2 separate regions of the Homo sapiens genome follow, and region 2 is linked to region 1. The links are chromatin contacts, found by Hi-C or POLR2A ChIA-PET in ENCODE. All regions are on one chromosome and are shown on one strand. Each heading gives the region's core, a stretch centred on a gene start or an enhancer-like site at or near the end of the contact. The rest is flanking DNA. Distances are from core to core; before and after follow the strand shown.

Region 1 (6,694 bases), core at 2,813-5,312:
CCATTGTACTCCAGCCTGGACAACAAGGGTGAAACTCTGTTTAAAAAAAAAAAAAAAAGATTGGCAGTACCAATTAAGGCATTTTCCAGAGGGAAGAGAGTCTTAGCTATTAGGTAACTACAGGATCACAGTAATTCTTTATCAGTATAATCTGGGGAGTTCTTGAATATCCCAGTGGTCTGACTCTACCCCAGACCAACTGCATCACAACCTATGGGTGTGAGATAGGGCTCCTGGTAATTCCAATGTGCAGTCCTAGTCTAGAGCACTGTCTCCTCTAATGTAGTCATGGGTAATTGGAAGTTGTGGCCACTGCATTTCTCATACCCTGGTCACAACTGCAGGATCATTCATGACTCTGAGATAGAGGCATTAGCGTGCTTAGCCTGATTTTGGATAATGAAACCATCTAACTCTCTAATTATAATTCCATCTGTATTAATTCACCTTTTGATTGTCATGCAGCTTGACCACAGGGAAAGAGAGAATTGGTCATGTTGACTTGAGTATTTATGGTCTGCATGGAAGATATATTTGTAATTATAAATATGGTAGGAAAAAAGTAATTAATGAGTATTTACATTTCCTCCCCCTTCTCAACCCATCAAAGTGATCTTTGCTTTCAGTAGTCCTATTTCTGCGCCTTTTATGTTACTGAATCTGAAGAATGGGCAGATAAAAATAGTATTAGAGTATGAAAAGGGCATAAAAGAGTAACTTTACAGTGGAAAAATCTGGCAAACACTATGTTAGTCAGGTGATCAGGGTCAATATCCACAGTAATAAGTCATATTGGTCACATGGGTTCTTGATGTGATGAAAATGGTACTTTACCTCTGAAGTTTTTCCCACAAAAACTCATAATTCCATTCTAATCATGAGAAAGATATGAGGCAAACCCCAATTGAGGGACAGCTTACCAAACACATGAACCTGTCCAAACTCTCAAAGTCATCAGAAACACTGTTACAGTATTTTTGACAGTGTCGTCACAGTCTAGAGGAACCCTAAGAAGACACAATGGCTAAATGTAATGTAGTATCCTGCATGGGATCCTGAAACAGTAAAAAAACATTCAGTAAACACTGAAAAAATATGAATACAGTCTTGGGTTAATGGTAATATTTCAATATTATTAGCTCATGTATATGAGCTAATATGTATATGACACATGTATATAACATGTATATGACACATGTACCATGCTAATGTAAGATGTTAACAATGGGGAGACTGGGAATGGAGTATGTGAAGGCTCTTGGTACTCTCTTTGCAAGTTTTTTGAAATCTAAAACTACTGTAAAGTAAAAAGTTTATTTTAAAATAGTATTGGAATTAACTAAAAATGGATTATAGACCTAAGTGTAAAATGCAAAACTGTAACGCTCCTAGAAGATAGCATAGGAGAAAATCTAGATGACCGTGGATATGGCAATGAGTCTTTAGATACAACACCAAAGGCTCAACAAGGAGAAACCTAATTGATAAGCTGGGCTTCGTTACAATTAAAAACTTCTGCTCTGTGAAAGACACTTCTCAAGAGAACAAGACAAGCCACAGAGGGGAAGCAAATAATGGCAAAAGACATATCTGATAAAGGACTATTACCCAAAATATACAAAAAACTCTGAATTCGACAAGAAAACAACCCAATGAAAAAATGGAAAAAGACCTAAATAGACACCTTACCAAAGAAGATATACAGATGGCAAATAAGCATATGAAAAGATGCTCGACATCATATGTCATTAAGGAATTGCAAACTAAAACAAGAATGAGATACCATACACACTTATTAGAATGACAAAATCCAAACACTAAAAACACCAAATGCTATTGAGGATGTGGAGCAACAGAAACTCTCATTTATTGCCGGTGGGAATGCAAAATAGAAAAGACCATTTGGAATACATTTTGGTAATTTCTTTCAAAACTAAATATACTCTTACCATACCATCCAGCAATCATGCTCCTTTATATTCACCCAAATAGGTTGAAAACTTAAGTCCACACAAAAGTCTGCACAAAGATGTTTACAGCAACTTGATTCATGCTGCCAAAATTTGGAAGCAACCAAGATGTCCTTCAGTAGGGGAATGAATAAGTAAACAGTGATATGTCTAAACAATGAAATATTATTCAACACTACAAAGAAATGAGCTATAAAGTCATGAAAAAATATGGAGAAACCTTAAGTGTATATTACCAAGGGAAAGAAGCTAATATGAAAAAGTACCACACTGTATGATTCCAGCTATATATTCCAAAAAAGGCAAAACTATGGATGTAGTAAAAATATGAGTGGTTGCCAGGGGTCAAGGAAGAGGGAGGTATGAATAGGTGAAGCATAGAGGAGTTTTCGGGCAGTAAAACTTTTCTATATTTTACAACAACGGTGGACACATGTCATAATGCATTTTTCCAAACCCATAGAATGTACAATACCAAGAGGGAACCCTAATGTAAACTATGGACTTTGGGTGATGAGGAGGTGTCAACTTAGGTTTATCGACTATAATAAATGTACCATTCTGGTGGGGAAGGTTGTGGGGGCAGGGAGTAGATATGAGAACACTCTGAACTTTACACTCAATTTTTCTTTGAACTTTAAGCTGTTCTAAAAAATAAAGTCTGTTTAAAAAACATAGCATGAGACAATCTGCTGGAAAGGGTAAAGAGTATAGGTTGAGACATAATAAAGATCTGACACTCTTAATGAAATACTTCTTGTGGCCAGGTGCGGTGGCTCATGCCTGTAATCCCAGCATTTTGGGAGGCCAAGGCAGGCGAATCACAAGGTCAGGAGTTCAAGACCAGCCTGACGAACATGGTGAAACCCGTCTCTACTAAAAATACAAAAAAAATTAGCCAGGTGTGGTGGCACACACCTGTAATCCCAGCTACTTGGGAGGCTGAGGCAGGAAAATCACTTGAACCCGGGAGGCGGAGGTTGCAGTGAGCCAAGATCGCACCACTGCACTCCAGCCTCGGCGACAGAGCAAGACTCTGTCTCAAAAAAAAAAAAAAAAAGAAATACTTTTTGTGTCTCTAACGTCAGATCATTAGACTATACTAAGCCAATGAGGGCAAGGACTGCGCAGTTTTGCTCACACTTCTATCCCCAGTGTCATAATTCCTAGAACATGAGAGACTCCCAAAAAGTATTAGTTAAGTGAATGAATGAATGAAATGCCATTTATTACATGAAATTTTTTCTAATTACCCCTAAGCAGATGAAATTATTCTATTATTAAATATTTCTCCAGAATTTCTTCCGACTTTATTTTATTTCATGTTTTATTATATACCTGCATGCAGTTGTCTAATATGGTCCTCCATACACTTAAATGCTGATGTACACACACACACACACACACACACACACACACATCTCAAAGTTCTTTGAAGACAGATTGAGCCTCATTCATATTTTTCATCTGCCAACACGTAACTTAGGCTTTGTATGTTATGAACATTTATGTGTGCTTGTTAAATTGATTTATTCTACCATGACCTGTTAGAAAATTCTTATTTATAACAAATATGAATTATTTCATATTAAATTAATATGAGATAAATGCACTCAATTTAATCTAATGTCTACATACATTTGGCAAGAAACTCCGTGTTGTATCTGTACATTCTATATTGTTGCTATGAGATTCTGAAAAAGTGTTTAGTATGCTATTGTAACATCAGGGCCGTTGTTTAGCATTATGTGCTCAGAAGCCTATTTGATTTTCCTGTGGATATTTTCCTAAACCGACAGCAGGCTATGTAGAAAAAGTACTGGGCCAGTGGGAATCTTGAGACTGGGTCCAGCTTAAGTCCCTGAGTTTAGCAAATTGTATGGCCATTGTTAATTCGTTTCACTGTCATGGCCCGAGGCAGCTCTTCTTTAAAATACAAAGTGGACTCGATAATCCCCAGGAACCTTCTAGCTCCAATACTCTTTATCATTTAAAGCTCTTAGATAATCAAATTAAATCCGTACTTTGCAGCCCCGTTTCTAGCTTCATGCATATTTCTGGCCACAAGATGGCGGGCTTTATGTTGTTTTCTTCATTCTCTAACTGCAAAAAGTTTTTAATACCATCGCAGTTTTGAAAATTTAAAATTTCCAATTCTTTAAAAAGCCTGATAAATGCAACATGGACTTTACATTCTGACTTTAAAAAGTGTCTTAAGCACTTTGGAGTCTCACAATAGAGAAGATTTCCTCTTTTGTGTGGAAAGACTGATTTACACTGTATTTCTATACTAATGCAAAAATCCCACGATGAGATGAAAGAGACCACAAGCATTTTCATTTGTTTTTCTTTCTCTTTACACAATCAAAGATAGTGCTTTTGGAAATCAGAACAGATACAAACTTTACCACGGAGGCTACTGAATAAAGTTCTCAAAATACACTGTCATTCTGGACTTTTTAGCCATTGACAATTTCCAGGTATCCCCAATTTTTCTGCGTGCTACTGATTTCTATGATTTGATTTGAAGCAGAATTAGCAAGTCAGAATACATCTATTTTATATACCAAATTGGGAATTAGGAAGAAGGTGATTTGCATTTCAGAACTTTGAAGTAATTTTCCTTCATTGACATAATCTATCTGCTTTCAGAAGATTCATAATTTTGCCACCTTACCCTGGTCAGCAGCTCGTTCATTTCGGTCACGAGTGTATTCAGATTGCCCTCTGCCAGCTGAATAAGCCTCTCTGGGGCCCGCTGAGGTGACAGCAAGTGCTGAAAAAGATTCCATCCCATAAACATTTTTAGTAAATGGCCTTGCAGTGATAGTGTTCGACAGAACACATTTTTGTATATAAAAGGAACTTAGCCTTCTCACCTTCAAAGAAAAGATAAGGAAACTATTTCAACTGGGCACTTACACATTGAGTGTCATGCCAAATATTCAGGCAAATAATAAAAATTGCAGTGACTTATTGAGAAATTACTATGTGCCAGGCTTTTTATGTTTTGTTTTTTCATTTAATTTTCACAACAGCTCTATGGGGGGTAAGCATTATTCCATTTCATGAAAGAGCAAACTGTCTTGAAGACAGTTAAAAATGTGCACGAGATCACACAGTCAGTAAGGGGTAGAGTTAAGATAAACTCCTTGCCTGGCCCATTTAAGGCTCCCATTCCAATTAACAGAGACACAGATCACAGGTAAAAAAGAGAACGGCAGGCCTTAACATAGAGACCTGGCTAGGCGCTAACTAACTGGCCTGTCCTCGGTGTTGCTAGGAACTGGCCTAACAGCAGGGCCATATTTTTTTCCTATGGAACATAAATAATCTCATAGGACACTAAATTAGACAAGGTCACTCTGAACCAGTGATGAATGAAACAGAAAAAAAGAGACTACCCTGTAATGTCTAAGCGCAGACAAAACCATAGCGGGTTTTGTGTAGACCACAAAACTACCCCAACCTCCCATTTCCTGGCTAATATGAATGAACACTGCCTCCTTATTAATCATAGCTTTATCCTCCCTCTGTTCTTCCTTCCCTCTAGATAGGATTCACAAAATACTCACAGAATTACTCCCACTTCTGAATAGCACCCAGTTGAGTGCTAACCTTAAGTTATCTAGCACAGCCTCAAATACTAGAAGTTATTCCTAACACCTTCTTATTGAGACAGCCCACAATTCCCCCATGGTGTTCAGTGCCCCTTGTTGCAACAAGTTAATAAATCCCACTTTGTTCCATCACATGTGTGTCCTTGATGGTCTTTGGCTGAAGCTTGGGGAGCACTGACATAGTTAAAGAAATTGAGCAAAGAGGTGAAATAACTTAAGTTTTTATAATACCAGAAGGTGATCCTCAGTATACAAATGTCAAGTGAATGATGGAAGAAGAACAAAATAAAAAATCAAGAAAGACTAGAATTTAAGGATAATCCAGGTCATCTGGATCAATATCCAGCCAGAAGTGGATGGGTCACTGAATCCCTTGGCTTAGAAGATGTTCACAAATTGGAGCCTCTTCTATAGGATCCTCTTTACTTCATCATCCATTGCTTAAGTATTAGTTTTAAAATGTTTCATGTTCAACTAAAATGTTTGCTTTTCTAGTTTAATTTATTTTTCTGTATTCTCTCCATATACAAGGAAAATAACTGATCGGCATTCTTTTCATTAAAACTCTTCACTTCCCTGAATACCAGGACCACAAGGTAAACTCAGGTTCCTCTGCCTGGCTTTCAAGGTTGTCCATCATATCACCCTGCCTCACTGAAGTCTCCAGCCTTATCTTTCACTAGCAGGTCTGACTTTTAATATCTGCCAGACAGATCTAATTCACACCACTGCCTCTGCTCACATGGCTCTGTTAAGCACAGCTGCCTTCTCCCTGTGTCCTCACACGGCAGAAGGCAGAATGTTTGTGTCCTTCTAATATCCATGTGTTGACATCCTAGTTCCCAATGTGATGATATTAGGAGGTGGAGCCTTTGGGAAGTGATTGAGTCATGAGAATGTAGCCTTCATGATTGGGATTAGTGCCCTTATTAAAGAGACCCCAGAGAGCTAGCTATCCTTTTCCTCAGTATCCAGATATTAAATGAATTAAATGTGGGGTCATAGCAAGAAGTCACCCTCTGTGAGGAACAGGCCTTCACTAGACATTGAACATTGCTGGTACCTTGATCTTGGGCTTCCCAGCCTCAGAACTGTGAGAGATAT
Region 2 (6,893 bases), core at 1,430-3,929, 240 kb after region 1:
AATAATTTTATAAATGGATTTGTCCCTTCAGGTGCCTTAATATTCCTTCTACTCAGAACTGGAAAGTCCTCATTTTCATGCAGCATGTAGGGCACTGAATTAGTTTGGAAGGTCTTTAATAAAGGTCTTTTTTTTTTTTCCTACTGTCACTAGAAATTTACACGACCAAATAGAACAACCACTCTTACATGTCCGATGACTACTGAGTGGCTTGAAAGGTAGTGCTGTAATAATAAAATGTCAAGAACTGTGCACAACCTTCTTTAACTTACCTCTTCCAAGAATACAAGAAATGGCAACTTGAACTGTTCAACAAATATGACTGTATCGTTGACAACTCTACCCCTAAGCTTAGACTTAACAGGTCTTTCCTTCTTAGATAAGAAGGTATTATGCTTTCGATACCTAACACTGTGACCACAGGTCACGGATGGGTGACCTGTAACCCATAATAACTGAATGGAAGATCCTGGTATCCTTCCCACTGGTCATAACGCATAAAAGGAACACTGACCACTAAGTGCCTGAAAATTTTAAAAAGCTGTAAATCATTACTGCTTGATTCCAATTGTCCCTGAACTTAAATTGCCATTCTTCTTTTCTTTAATTTCTTTAGAATTACAGTCCTTGCACTTGTCATTCCTGAATGAAAGCTTTGCCTTCCACAAAATATTTAAACATATTCTTCAGTCAACACAACAGTCTTTAATAAATTTCAGCATAATAAGAAAATCAGTTTTCTTTAAAGATTATTTGCTATTTTATATTTTTATTTTTCTTTTCTGCTAGTGAAACTAGTTAAAAGGTTTGTGCAGCTTTTTTTTTTTTCCTGCTGGTCAAAGAAGAACATGTCTCTTCTCTCCCTTCTCTCTCTCTCTCTGTCTCTCTCTCATGTTGTATCAGAGTTGGCTGTAACATTTTCTTTTTCTACCAATAGCAGATTTCATGTGGCAGTGCTTTCTAACTACTATGGAACTACCAAACACCAGAAGAACTAACTTTTTAAAAATGATCAAAAATAGAAGCAAAGCCTTAGCTGCTTTAGGAGTTCCAATTTTATCAAAGTCTCTATGATTCTTTTTCTTAGAAAGCCTCTGGTGGTCGTCCTGCTTTGTACAACTCAAAGCAACCAACAAAGCATTTACTTCTAAGCCCCTTACTCAAGATGAGCTTAGGTTAGTTTCATCTGAAACATGCCCAGGTGGGTGACCTGTAATCCACAGAATTGAGTGAAAGATCCTGGTATCGTTCCCATTGGGCATGACGTACAAAAGGAACAGTGATTACTAAGTGCCTGAAATTTTCAAAAAAACAAAAAAAATTACTAAATGCAAATTTCCCCCTTCCCTCTCACTTTTTTTTTTCTCTGAAAGGAATTTGACATACAGGAGTTCATTTTACATCTATTTTTAAATGCTTTCAAATAATTTTTAAAAAGTACTCGAAGTTGAAATATTGTATTTATCTTTGTGTTTTTCTTTCTTCAGTTAAAGTATATAATAATTACACAGATAAAAGAAGAGTTGTCAAAATAGAGCTTCTCAATCTCTTTTGGGAGCTTCTCATTTACATTTTATCAAATGCAGACACCACTGTTAAATCTTTGTGCTGTTAAGCTAAGACTATATAGGAATACACAGCTAGGAAAGAATCTAAGAGGAGTAGCTTCAGAGCAAGTCATTAGAGAAAAACACCAGAAGGAAGTTCTCTCACTCTCCTCGAACATTTGCATTGCTCCAAATTTTGTTTTGGGTGTGCCCCAACCAGAGATATCATAAGAGGATAAAATCATTAGTCATGTATTCCAACCTCATTGCTATTTCAGAAATTACAATACACAAGATCTTGTACACAAAAACAATAGTAGTTATTCTTGCAAACTTACTGGATATGAGACACTCTTGCATGTGATCTGTATGTATGAACTCATATAAGATTAACTCATTTAATGGTTACAATGTGTTCGATTCCAGTCTGAATTCACTGAATGTGCCCATCACTACCCACAGAGGAAGGGTTCAATAAGCATTTGTTGGATGAAAAAGAACTGGTCATCTAGGCCCCTTTTGAAGACTTGTAGTGACCGAAAGCTCACCACTAGTGAGAGTCTATTCCATGTACCTTCCCTTCATTCTATCATCTGATTTGGGATTCCATTCCAATCCTGTCTATGACAGACCCAGTATTTTAACTCCATCTCCTCTTTATCGTCCTCCTGTTGCTCTTCTGGAATAGTCTTTACTGTTTGATTTTCTGCAGATCTTGGCTTTTCTTCATGAATTTGTGTTGGATGAATTTGTATTCTATCCATTCTAGGCTTCCTGGGGTAGACTTTTTACCGTGCCCTAGGTCACCATGTAGGACCTGTCATGGGATCCGACGGTGCCCAGGTCCCCTGAGAAGGGGCAGGAGTGAGGCAGATTAGAGTACAAATGTCACTAAGCCAAAGGATAGTTCCAGACCCAATATCACCTCCTGCCATTGATCCATATCAGTAGAGACCCTCCTGGTAAATAGAAGGAAAGCTCTATGCTGACCAAAATCAGAACTGAAACATGCCTAAGAGTTGAGGGCTAAAGCAGGGGTCCCCAACTGCTGGGCCATGGACCAGTACTATCTGTGGCCTGTTAGGAACCAGGCTGCACAGAAGGAGGTGTCTGAGCTCCACCTCCTGTCAGATCAGCAGCTGTGGCATTAGGTTCTCAAAGGAGCACAAGCCCTATTGTAAACTGTGCATGTGAGGGACCTAGCTTGCAGGCTCCTTATGAGACTCTAACTAATGCTTGATGATATGAGGTAAAACAGTTTCATCTGGAAACCCATCCCCACTCCCCATCCCCCCTGTCAATTCCATGGAAAAACTGTCTTCCACAAAACCAATCCCTGGTACCAAAAAGGTTGGGGACTGCTGGGCTAAAGCATTATTCTCCGGAAAAGAACCAACAACTCCTAAAGTCTTACTAACATCTTAATAAATGAAATTGGTTATGATAGGTTTAGTACTTAAGTACTTTAGTAAGTAAAAGCTATTCCCTAGTTTTCAAAAATACGTATGCTTTATGGTAAATTCTACAAAGAAGAAAGTGCTAAAACCTCAAATTATAGGGAGATGAAGAAAATATGTTAATAACAAAAATAAATATGTGAAATAACATGATCTCCCTTAATGTGGAGAGCTGCTAGAGAAAGTTCCGATAGAAAACAAAGTAACTGAGAGTACAATGACCTACATTGGTGAGACGGAACAATCAGTACACTTGAAAGTCAGATAACAGCAGCTCAAAGGAAAACTTAAGCAACATTTTCCTGTTTTGTTTTCAGTCCCCGTGTGGGAACACTTGTTTAAAATAAAAATAAAATCTTGGAGCAGGAGGTCTAAATACAGTGCCAGATCCTGTGTCATTAGATTGGAACAAAACCTAGACAGGAACTTAAAAGAGAAATTCAGTCTCCTTCATTCTCATTCTCTGACTCAAAGGTTCTTCAGAGAAAAGTTGAATTGTGTGTGCGCGTGTGTGTGTGTGTGTTGAATTGTCTCTGTGTGTGTGTGTATTTTACGAGTACACAAATGAAAAGCTGTATAAATACATTAATTTGGATTTTTACTCATATGTATAGAAGCAGCATTTCAGGATAGCTACTAGCAGCCTCCACTGATTTAATGTTCAGAAAGCTTAAAACTCAAGATGTCAGAGACTTTAAATTTATGGAATCATACTAATGCATACAGGAGTTTAAGCAGAGACACAAGCTCTTCAAGACTGAGCATTCCATTGGCTAGCTAATTTCTAATGTTCTTAACATTGTGTGTATGCAAACTGGAGTTCCTAGTGACTGTCACCATCCTCCCACACTCTGACACTTGCCTACCAACTCCCTATTCTCACCTCTCAATATATCAACATTCTCTGAATGTTCCCTTCTTTTGCCACCTTTCCCTCTCCTCTTAGTTTTGCTTTCACATGACTAATTTTTTGGTGTCTCTTTCCATCACTTTACCTAGTCTCCATTCTTCTTTACTTTTGCCCCGTTTAATTTTATTTCATCTGTAGAGTGAAATTGCATATTCACAGTTGGTCAAGTTTCTCCGCATTCAAGTAAAATCATGTGTTCAATTACTCTAAATACAGCCCCTGGCCTAGCTCTGTAAAAGGAAACTGTAGGCCTCTCTGATCTTTTCTCATTGCACAAGGAATTTTAAAAAATTAAATTATTTTGCAGAACAAAATTGTATATTTTCATAAATGATGAGTCTTCACTTCAGTGGGTTTATAAACCTGAGTCTATGTGTACAACTGTAAGGATGTTTGTATGTATATGCTTTTCTAATATTGTCTATCCCCATGTGCCTGATACTTTGTGTGATTGCATGTACGTATGTGTGTTTGTGTGTGTGTTCAGAGAGTTAACCATAGTTTAAGATCAAATTTGTTGGAGACAAATTGCTTGTGTTCAAATTCTGGCTCCTCCACTTACTATCTGTGTGAATTTAGACAATTTACTTAATCTCTCTATACCTCAGTTTTCTCTAACAAAGGTAAATAAAAATAATATCTATCTTATAGTGCTGTTTGGTGGATTAAAAGAAATAATTTATGTAAAATGATTAGAACAATATCTAGCACACAGGAGAAACTATTGTTAGTTGCCATTACCCTTGAAAGAGTTAAAAAAAATGTAAATGACACTGGATCTCTCCATTTAGCAGGATGTGCTCCACCCTTTATAGCAGTTACCTGTTACCAACCTGGACAGCCTGAGACAACATGAATAAGTAAGTTTCCATCCACAATAAAGAGGTGCTTCTGGAAATGCTAAGGTCACTGAACATCAATAGGAGAATGTGCATCAAGGAAAGCAGGACATGTTCTTGGGTTTGCATTCTTATCCATATCCAATTTTCATGCAAGCAATTAAGAGTAAGGTCAGAGGCTGGTGCGGTGGCTCACGCCTGTAATCCCAGCACTTTGGGAGGCCGAGGCGGGCCGATCACGAGGTCAGGAGATCGAGACCATCCTGGCTAACACAGTGAAACCCCGTCTCTACTAAAAATACAAAAAATTAGCCAGGCGTGGTGGCGGGCGCCTGTAGTCCTAGCTACTCAGGAGGCTGAGGTGGGAGAATGGCATGAACCCGGGAGGTGGAGCTTGCAGTGAGCCGAGATTGTGCCACTGCACTCCAGCCTGGGTGACAGAGCGAGACTCTGTCTCAAAAAAAAAAAAAAAAGAGTAAGGTCAGAGTTCTTTCTAGCTCAAATCCCCTCCAGATCTGTGCTGAGGTGCTGAGGCTGTTGCTCTGGGGATGGCCTATAGTCTCATCCCCTGACTTTTGCGGTTGAGATCAGAGTAGACGACTAAGGACCAACACGAAGGTTGTAGGAAGAGGAGATTGTAGAATTATTGACATCTGGGGAGTAGTTTGTGAGAAGCGGGAAATGAAAAACAGAAGAACGTGATGGAGAAGGGATCCTCTATACATCTGACTTCATACTTAAAATTTTGTTAGAGCCACCACATTTGTAGCTCAACATTGTGATGTACACAGATGGTGAGATATCATTTAAAAATATCAAAGTTCTAAGAAAGTGTTTCATTGAGGAGATTTGTAGTTAATTTTACATGGCTTATAGGACAACAACAATTTTGATACAAGTAAACAGTACCCCAAGGTTTAGGTTCCTACCATTATTCTGTACAGAGTTGGATCCTAATCATCTATTTACTAGTTTTGTAGGATGTTGGCTCTGTGCACCTCGACATCTGTACAGCACCAACAGATCCCTAGTTCCTTCAAAGAAACAGAGTACACAAAGGGACCTCTCCTCCCACACAACCAGAAGATGAAGTTTTCTGTAGATTTAGCAAGCACACAGTGTTCTTGTTCCTTTGCTGGACTCAGACTAATAACTGACCACAGGGAGCTGCAGGGCCATGCCCTCAAAGAAGCTCAGATACAGCTTGTGTTGATGGTTAGCTGGCAGGGAGTTGGGGACAAGCTAAAACTCAGGACCTTATTTTCTGTCGGGTCCATGCAGGATAGCTAATATTAAGAAATATTACAACTCAAGAAAAATGAATAAACAGCTGATGAGAAGTCACTGATCATTATTGTAAGTTATTTGTCTAAAGTGGACTTCATTTCACAACATTCCTTTTCTCTTTCCTCTTGACAAACACAGCATGAATGAAAGGTAAAAAGAATAAAACATTTAATCAATCATCCAGGGGCCAGGGCTGAATTGCTTTCTTTTATACATTTGCTGCCAAGTTCACAGAATCAGGGTTGTTTTCAATTATTTGTAATATGCTTTCCCAGAAGAATTTATAATAGGTTGTTTAGGCACTGTTCCCTTTTCTATTAAGGACAAAAATACAACCGTTCTTTCTTAGCAAAAAGAAAAGGGAGTGTAATTAGGAAAATTATAATGAATGTTGCTGTTGGGCTTAAGAGTTGTTTTGTTTGTTTGTTTTCATTTCTAAACTGGCTCACAATGAGAGATGGCAACAAAACTGTTTCATTTATCCTTCCCTCCCATTATCTTATTTCCAAAACAAGAAGCTAACATTAATCTCTTTATAGAGATAGTTTATAAAATGGCACCTGTAAAAATTAAAAATAAGCATTATTTTTATGCTTATTTGATGTCATGATTATGTAATGTTGTGCTCTTGTAGTTCTAACAACTGTGAACTTGGTTCCTTAAAAAAAGGAATACGCTGTAAGTCCAGTGAATATTTATTGCCCAGAATGCAGTTCTCCCAATCTACTTCTAAAAATTACCCTTTCTCTCCTATCTCAGGCTTCTTTGTAGGTTTCCTCTACATCTTCCATGTCTCACCACTATCAGCATCACTGCCATCTTCAGTATCTCCCAGTTTGATAAGGTGCAAATA

What was found. A loop is a pair of places that touch in the nucleus more often than their neighbours do. ChIA-PET counts read pairs that join two places held with the same protein, here RNA polymerase II (POLR2A). Pooled maps may share reads with other maps.
Region 2: a map of dorsolateral prefrontal cortex shows a loop between it and region 1 (11-fold over the local background). The contact joins two enhancer-like sites. A Hi-C loop is called at or near these places in 3 of 168 maps with a recorded cell type or tissue (PC-3, dorsolateral prefrontal cortex and posterior cingulate gyrus) and 13 of 50 pooled maps. POLR2A ChIA-PET finds 5 or more read pairs at or near these places in 1 of 52 experiments (Panc1).

Annotation. Positions count from the first base shown.
Region 1 is chr6:129,367,944-129,374,637 of GRCh38, reverse strand. It overlaps LAMA2 (laminin subunit alpha 2), which reads right to left. Exons shown (of 65, transcript NM_000426.4): 34 at 4,648-4,746. Among named protein-coding and RNA genes, the nearest start is that of ARHGAP18, 340 kb to the left of the region's middle. RefSeq lists an enhancer at 3,638-4,147. Within about 2 kb of position 4,062, at least 4 of the 41 ENCODE cell types and tissues checked have a DNase peak (open chromatin) inside an H3K27ac peak, as active enhancers do; they include dorsolateral prefrontal cortex, where a contact is called at or near this core.
Region 2 is chr6:129,130,502-129,137,394 of GRCh38, reverse strand. All of the region lies in intron 4 of LAMA2 (laminin subunit alpha 2), which reads right to left. Among named protein-coding and RNA genes, the nearest start is that of LAMA2, 250 kb to the right of the region's middle. Within about 2 kb of position 2,679, at least 5 of the 41 ENCODE cell types and tissues checked have a DNase peak (open chromatin) inside an H3K27ac peak, as active enhancers do; they include dorsolateral prefrontal cortex, where a contact is called at or near this core.